Linked DNA regions of Homo sapiens: region 2 is linked to region 1. A link is an interaction called in ENCODE POLR2A ChIA-PET data of the cell type or tissue named here. Cell type or tissue: A673. All regions are shown on one strand.

Region 1 (4,000 bases):
GCTCGGGGCAGGAAAACAAGTCCCACAGCCCAAGCTGAGTGACCTTCAGCAAGTTTTTGTTCTTTAGCCTCAGTTTCTTCCTCTGCAGAAAAAAAAAAAAATGAGTCTACAGTACTTGCTATGCTGACCTCAAAGGGATATAACAAGAATCCAATGAAAGGATGTATGTGCATCCCAAATTTGCTCAGGCCCAGCACCAGAGGGACAAATGAATCCACATTAACAGATGTCACTGGGGCCTCCCACCTGCTGACACAGGCCTCCAGCACTTCCCCATAGAAGTTTCACTGAAATATTTTTCAGAGTGCCTAGGTGTGTCTCAGGAGGACCCCATGCAACCTTCTTTCTCGGTTCACTGCCTGAGAAGACTCTCCCTATAGCCACTATGTCCCAAGCAGGGGCTGAATCTCAGGGCTCTCAAAGCTGCAAAAGACAAGAGGTGTCAAAATGGTCTGTCCCCTCTCGGAATGCACCCCCACCTCCTGACAGAGGGACACCTGGAGGCTGGGTCATGCTCGGGAATGTCCACGCTGCAGGTTAGTTCAGGAGAACATCCCTACGCAGAGGGCAGGGCCCAGGCTGAGGGGTTTATTCAGGTTGCCACTGGATCCACCCAGCTGCCTGGAGACAGGGATTGTCCTCATTTGACCAAGTCACACAGCTAGTAGTAGTAGGTGGTGGAACCCTGTGGTGGACATTGGTCATTCTGGCTGCTTAGCATCTAGGTATACTTATTCTATGCTTTCTTGCAGAAGTTGTGCAGTTTTCAATCTTATATTTAGGTCTATGGTCCAACCTGAGTTAATCTTTGTATATGATGTCAGGTTAGCATCAAGGTTCTTTTTCTTTGTATTGGATGTCCACTTGTGGATATACAGTACTTCTTATTTGGGAGGAACATCAGGGTAAGTGTTCCATTTGCCCGCTACAGAAGATTCCATTGCCCAGTACAGAAACCAAGCTGAAGGGGAAGCTTTCCGCTCTCTAGTTGCTTAAAGGTTTCACCCTTTAGGCAGACAAGCCAAAGCACATGGTCATTTAGGGATTAGATGAGGTGGCTGTGAACAGCAGTGACAAGTGCCCCTCCCAAGTCGGTGGCTCTCAAGGTGGCCTCTGGACTGTGCCTGTCCTCCTCTACGTCTTGCCCCCGCCAAGGCCTCCCAGCGGCCCCATGATGCCATGCGCTTCCCACTGCTCCTCACGTAAATTCCTTCTCTGCTAAAGTTAACCAGAAACAGTTTGTGTTTGCAACCAAATTTGCAGCTGCTACAAGGCAGAATTCAAACTCTGACAATGTCTTGCTAAAAAACCCATGTGCTTTCTAAAATACCGTTCTTGGTGCACTGTTAAAGCTTATGTACATATAAGACATAATTATTATTACAATGCATTAAATTGGATGATATCCTAGTGAGATAGGTGGCAGGGTGGTGGTAATCACGGAAAAAAGAAAGCTCAAACCATCAAGGCTAGATGCTGTCAAGCTACAGGCTCACAGAAAGCTTTGGGAGGAAAAGAGCTACACGAGTCAGGAAAACAGCAGATTAAATAGGAAGCACCCAGCTGGGTAATGCGATTCCACCGCCTCTTTTCCAAAGAACTAAATTCAGCTGTGGCTTAAAAAAAAAATTCCTGTATGGTTTGTGGGTGGTCATAGTCATGAAACCTAGAATTTTAAAGCCAGGAAGGACCTTAAAAATCATCTGACCTTCAGACCCGCCTGGGTTTTATAAAAGAAAATCATCTATTGTACTGGCCTCATTTCCTAGATAAGGAGACTGGTTCCCAGTTAGGTTGCAAGACTTAGGAAACATCACATGCAAGGCAGTGACAGAGCCAGACTACAGGGAGGCTTTCTCTTTACCTTCACCCTTCGGAAAAGGGTGGTGAACACAGTCCAAAAAGTCAGAGGGGAACCGCTCTTACACAGTGGGAAACTAGACATTAGTTTAAGTAAGAAATCAAATTGCATGTTATGCCAGTCTTGTCATCTCTGTGAAGTCACTGATTCATTCTCAAAACCATCACCCTGAGATATACCCACTCTTTCCTGTGTTTCTACTGGGGAACTATCCAGGTAAACCTCTCCTCCCAAGGTCCTCTAGAGTGTTCCTGAGGCCCATACTTAAATAAAGCATTTGAGGGCCAGGATGTACTTGAAGTTCTTCTTCAAAGTATGTGTTTTTCTGCAGTTTACACAGGCTGTCGTACATGTATCACCTGGGAGGAGTGATAGGCTGTGGCGTTATCTCAGTGCTATGGTTTTAGCTTATAGACAGTCATTCCCATTAGCCCCTAGGGAAAAGGGATGCTGAAGAAATTCAACAGAAGACCTAAAGTTTCTATCGAGGCATTTTCACACAATCAGCCTACACTCTGAGTACAATTTAGGGAAAAGCTTTCCTTCTCCAAAATGCATTTTCTTAAGAGGCTCTGGAAGTTAGGGGAGATGTTAGAGACAGCTGACCACCTTCCCCTGTGAAGGGGCCTCCTCTCCAGCCGATCCTCCCCAGCAGCCTGAGCTTCCTAGTCAATCAGAGAGCTGTGGCCCCCCACAGCAGCAAAGTGATGTAAGCCTCAGGGAGAATGAGATCGCTCAGTTTGTAGTGATGTGGAAAGTTCTCCAAGGTTCATTGGGGATGCAAAAGTGTGATAATTTGATCACATAGGTGTAAAAAATAAACATATATGATTTAGCAAAATACATAGACAACTTCCAAAAGGAGACACATGAAACCATTAACAGTGTTTGCTCCTGAAGAGCAGGACTGGAATATCAAGGAGGGAGGGGATATTTTTGCTTTTTGCTTAAAACATTTCTGTAATGTTTACCTTAATGGCAATAACAAGAACGATGAATACAGGTTACCTTTATAATTAAAAGTAGAAACTATTTTTTTTAATCCGGTTTCCAGTTTCCAGAGCATTAGCCCTCAGACCTGGGTGGGTGGGGCTCAAACATCCATATCTCAGTAAGTTCTTCTGATGATTCTAGTGTGCGGCCAGAGTTGAAAACCACCGGGTCAAGGCATTGAGGGTCCCTGGTAATGTAGGAAGTGGGAAAGGAGGTAATGTATGAAGTGTTATGGTGTTATCTTAATATGAATCTCTCTGTCAGGTTAGCTTCTGGGGAGAAAGAGGTGCTGGCAAAATTCAGCAGAAGAGCTAAGCAGTGTGTTTCCTGGGATAGAAGTGGGTTCCTCAGGTAGGCATCTCAGGGGGCAGCCAGAGGGCACTTGGGTTGATGCCCAGGAAGCGGAGAAGAGAAAGCAAGAGAAGGCAGTTCAGGCCCACGGAGCAGGCCTCCGAGGCCCCCTATGTCCCCAGAACCATTGGCTCCATAGCCTCTGTTCTCCCCACCACAAAGCAAGGACTTGTAATGTAGGAACCCACAGGCAGTTTGAATATTTGTTGTATTTGGAAGCCTCCAAATTCTGTTTAAAAATAATTCTGGGTTTCTTTCAAAAGGCAGGTTGGGGAGAAACATCTGGAATAAAATAAACCCGCAGACCACTTGCACAGACCAAAAGGGAAAGAAAAAACATCCCACTCCAAATTACGTTATTCCCAAAAGAGCCAGGAAAGACATGAATGGGGGAAGGAAGAGTAAAAAACAAACCTCTAAATGATGTTAAGAGAGGGTGGGGAAAACCAGGGTGGAGGTCGGTCTGACAGTACTTTGCTCTCACATTTTGGAAAGAAAGAAGTTCCATTTTAGTAATTTTGAGTCTTTCTCAAAAAAGTAATTTTTCTGTACAGTTCTAAATGATACACTTGAGTCAATTCTGAGGAGCTTCACACACAACTGGTATCTACATTCCCCTCATCCCCATAGACCTGGCTAAAGAGTCAGTGTCCTGGCAGGGCACGGTGGCTCACACCTGTAATCCCAGCACTTTGGGAGGCCCAGGCGGGCGGATCACGAGGTCAGGAGATCGAGACCATCCTGGCTAACACTGTGAAACCCCGTCTCTATTAAGAAATACAAAAAATTAGCCGG
Region 2 (4,000 bases), 520 kb before region 1:
TAAGCTCATCCCAGCCTGGCATCTTCCTTTGTTGGTCCACTCTCCCTATGGCTACCAGGGAGAAAGTCTTTTCAGAGATGAATAAGGGCGTCCAGACAACAGAGATGTAGTAGTAGGAGGTGGAACCAAAACAGAACCAGGGGTCTGAATCCTGGCTCTGCCACTTTCTGAGATATGTCACATCAGACAGGTGACTTAACCTCCTGTGTCTCAGTTTCCAAATTCAAAAACGGAAAATGTATTATGACGATCAGATGAGTTAATACAGTCAAAATGCTTCTTAGAACAGCATCTGGGATGTAGCAAGCACTCAAAAACATATTAGCTATTATGATCACACAGAGATGCATACCTCCTAAAATCTTTCTGGGCTCCCACCGCCAGCATGATAAAGCCTCACTTCTCACCAAAGGCAAATCAGGCCTCTCATCATCTGCCTCCTCCCTCCCCAGCCCCATCTCCCGAAGCGCCTCTCAGGGCACCTCTGCCCTTGCACAAGGCAGGGCCTGTTCCTAGCAACTCTCAGAGTAGCAGTGGAAGTTTCCAACACCAAGATCTCAGATACCTCAAGCTGGCAGGAGTGCGAGGTCCAACAAGAAGAGATTTTATGAATCAGCCAGCCATGGGGGTGGGGCATGGCCAGGTTTCCTGATTCCCAGACCAGGGTGCCAACAACACCTACTGTTCATGTGAGAAAAGGAGAAAGAGGAGGAGGGGCCACTGGCGTCTTTTGCCCACCTGGGGTTCCTCGCTGTGGGAGAGGGGGAGGCCAGAGGACAGCAAGTTCCCTGAGAGCCTCTCAGAGAAAAGGAGGGTTTAGATCATCACACAGGATAAGGAAGAAGACCTTTTCCAAGGGGGTGGAGCAGAGCCTGCCTGGAGGTAAATTTCCTTTGGGAACTGTCTTCTTCAGTATTTCCCTTCCTCTCTGAACACCGTTTCTTTTCCTTTCAGATTATCTGACAGCCTTTTAATGAACACCTACTAAGTGCCCAGCACTTTCCTGGGAACTTAATTCTTACAACCTGTTAAGAGGTCTATACACTCATTTTACAGTGGAGGAAATGGAGACTTAGCGGAGATGTGAAATTTGAACCAGGTCCGTGTGGTTTCAAAGCCTGCGCATGTTCCTTTACCCTATGGAAGCCTCCAGAAGCCAAGGTCTCATCTCCCCTCTTCCCTGGAGGCCCCAAACCTGGGTAGCTGTGCCCCTAGACCTTTGAGGGAGGGTCTCGAGCCATTATCTCCCTTACCTTTTCTTGCAGTGACTTGGCTTCTCCCAGGCTGCCGTAACCAGCAAACGCCTAAAGATGGCTCTGAGACGATGGCCTTCTGTGTGTGTGTCCATGAAATCAGGTAGTACACCACACAGAACCAGACTCTCAGTGACATGCCTGATATTCCACAGACCTGCATCCGAGCTGTGCAGATCTCAGGTAGACACAACCAGTGATTGGGGATGGCTGGTAGGATCTTGCCTAGGCAGGCCAGGGAGCTCTGTGAGGAGTGTTTGGGAGAAAATCCCCCAGGTTCATCTCCCTGCATGGACTGCCCCTGCTGGGCCCTCACACTAAGCTGGTCCTGGTCCTCAGTACTGAGGGATCACCACAGGTGTGTAGGCCACAGCTCACAGGAGCCCTCCACCTAGCGGGTCAAAGGTAGTGGAAGATCTGAGAGTCAGGCAGACCTGGTCCAAATCCCGGATCTGCCATTTCCTCACTGCATGATACTAAAAAAGTCACTTCTTCATCTGAAAAATGGGGCTGATCCCACCCATTCTGCAGGGTCTCAGTGGGGATTGAAGGGGGCTGACCTCAATGTAGCACGATGCCTGCCCCAGGTGGGACTTCAGCAAACTCTCTTTCCTTTCCCTTCCCTCCCCTTGAAGGCCAAGACCAAGGAAACAGAATTGGGCATGCCAGAACATATCCCAGCCCTGTGGGGTGTATTTACCTCCACTTCTGATCACAGTGTGTTTGCGTATGACCTTGAGGCCAGTGACTTTTACACCTTGCCTATGCTGGGCTGGGCTGTGACTTGGCTGTGACTTGCCTGCCCTGAAGCCAAGCCTCAGCTGACATGTGTCTTTCCACCACCCCTGCTGTGCTGAGTGAGCACCAGCCACCTGTCCCATTGTTCCTGCCCCAGGCTGTGTGTGGAGAGTGGTCTGACAGGGCAGACAACACCCTACACTCCAGATGTGTTGAGGTGAGCTCTGGGGGTCAGGAAAGAAGCAGGGAGGGGCACAGTGTGAACATCCTGTGCAGATTTCCCCCCAACTGGCCCCCCAGCTGGTTGGGTTTTCTTTTCTCAGTAACTCCTGGCAGAAGTCCAAGGAGGCCTCCTTCTCCCAAACCCTCTGTCCTTGGCTCAAAAATCCAGCAGAGGACGTGCCACGACCACGAAAGGTGACAGCAGTCAAGGGGAAAGAGGACTCCCTTACTGGAGTGCACAGAAGTTTCCTATTTATTTTGCTTACGCGGTTGACTTTTTCCAAAGGCTGCTTGGGACGGCTTACCTCGAAAAGCTTAGCAATAAGGCTAGTAGTAAATCAGACAAAAAAATCATGGACTGGGGGAAAGAAAGTAGCATTTAAATATATTTAATAAGGACGATATAGTCGTGAACATGTGCCTGAGTATCCTGGCTACCACAGTAAAAGGGGAAATATGATCAGTTATGGGAAAAGAGTAAAAATATTAATCATGATTTTTTTTTTCTTGGAGCTTTGTGTAATAGGCACTGATGTTGAAAAGGGTAGAGTTATTTTTCCATATTTGTAGAAATTCAGAAGATTATCAGACTATTTGCCTCACAAGGACTTTTTAGCAAGCAAAAAGTATGATATTGTCATGCACCCTGGTGAGGGGAAGTGTCATCCAGTTCTAGGTTTCTGTGAATCTACCTTGATGCAGGTGTTCAGGGAGTAGTGAGTTTCCTCAGTTGTAATGTAGACCAGCGCTTCTCAAACTTAAACACGTATACAACCTCCTAGGGGGTCTTGTTAAAATGCCATTCTAATTTGGGAGCTTTGGGGTGGCCTGACACTCTGCCATTCTAAAACCCTCCCAGGCCATCATGATCACCACCTTCCGAGCAGCAAGGGGTTAAAACCCAGGCATCTCCCATGATCTAGTAGTGAGTGCCTTTCTAATCGCCCCCAGCTGAAAGGCAATGCAATGTTATCATAGACGGGCAAGAAGAATCTCTTCCTTGGCTCTGTAAATGCTTCCGGGATGTGCTGGGTCAGCCTCCCTCCATTCTGGTTGGCGATCTTGGTCTAGTCACAAGCCAAGACCGTTGATCATACACAAAAGTTTAAGTACCTACTACGCGCCAGGAAGCTCCCTCAGAAAGATGGTTGGTCCTGCTCCCCCACCCACCCTCCACCCTGGCATCTTTTATCCACTCTTCCTTCAGCAACTGCCTTTATCAATGCTCCCTTGAGCCAAAATAAACAAATAAAAAGCAACTTCCTTTGGAAGCTACTCCATACTCTTGCGCTGGCCACAGTTACATCTCCCTGCAGATACACAGATTCTCATGACACAGAGCTCAGACAGTGCTTCCTCTCTGGAGGGCTCATGTTTCGAGAGAAGACTGGAAGGAGGACAACCTTATGCTCCAGTAGAATTCCAAATTCTGGGGTGCAGGGACATTTCGTGTGTGTATGTGGAGGGGGGGGTGTCCTAATGCCCTGTAAGCCACACTTTATAATGCTGTACAATATTGGGTCACCATCATGGGCCATGGAAAGCAGAATCTGTGAGGTTCAGTCCCAGGCTCCAGCACCCCTTTGTCAGCTGGCCTCCCCGCTCAGTGCCCTCTCCCACTACCTGCCCTGCCTCAGCTCTGACTGCTGCTGATGTGCCTCCACCCATCAGGTCATTGTGATGGCAAAGACAATGCCTCCATTTGCCCTGAATGCAGCCTTACATAGGAAAGAGCTTCCTGTGCTCCAGAACTTGGAGGAGTCCTGCAGCACCTGGTCTAGTGGGGA

What was found. ChIA-PET counts read pairs that join two places held together with the same protein. Peaks named below come from ENCODE experiments on the same cell type or tissue, not always from the same donor. Only the 100,000 strongest peaks of a DNase experiment are listed, where the experiment ranks them.
Region 2: POLR2A ChIA-PET joins it to region 1 with 6 read pairs; 1 of 35 experiments calls an interaction of 5 or more read pairs at or near these places.

What each region holds. Positions count from the first base shown.
Region 1 is chr2:119,734,670-119,738,669 of GRCh38, forward strand. The region is part of intron 1 of LOC101927764 (a long non-coding RNA gene); the gene reads right to left. Among named protein-coding and RNA genes, the nearest start is that of PTPN4, 23 kb to the right of the region's middle. In A673, no CTCF peak of the experiment used is centred here; a DNase peak (open chromatin) is centred at 1,542; H3K27ac peaks cover 1,234 bases.
Region 2 is chr2:119,216,576-119,220,575 of GRCh38, forward strand. No RefSeq gene overlaps it. Among named protein-coding and RNA genes, the nearest start is that of STEAP3, 5.3 kb to the right of the region's middle. RefSeq lists enhancers at 923-2,122, 1,493-2,089 and a silencer at 2,298-2,592. In A673, a CTCF peak has its summit at 2,386; a DNase peak (open chromatin) is centred at 2,376.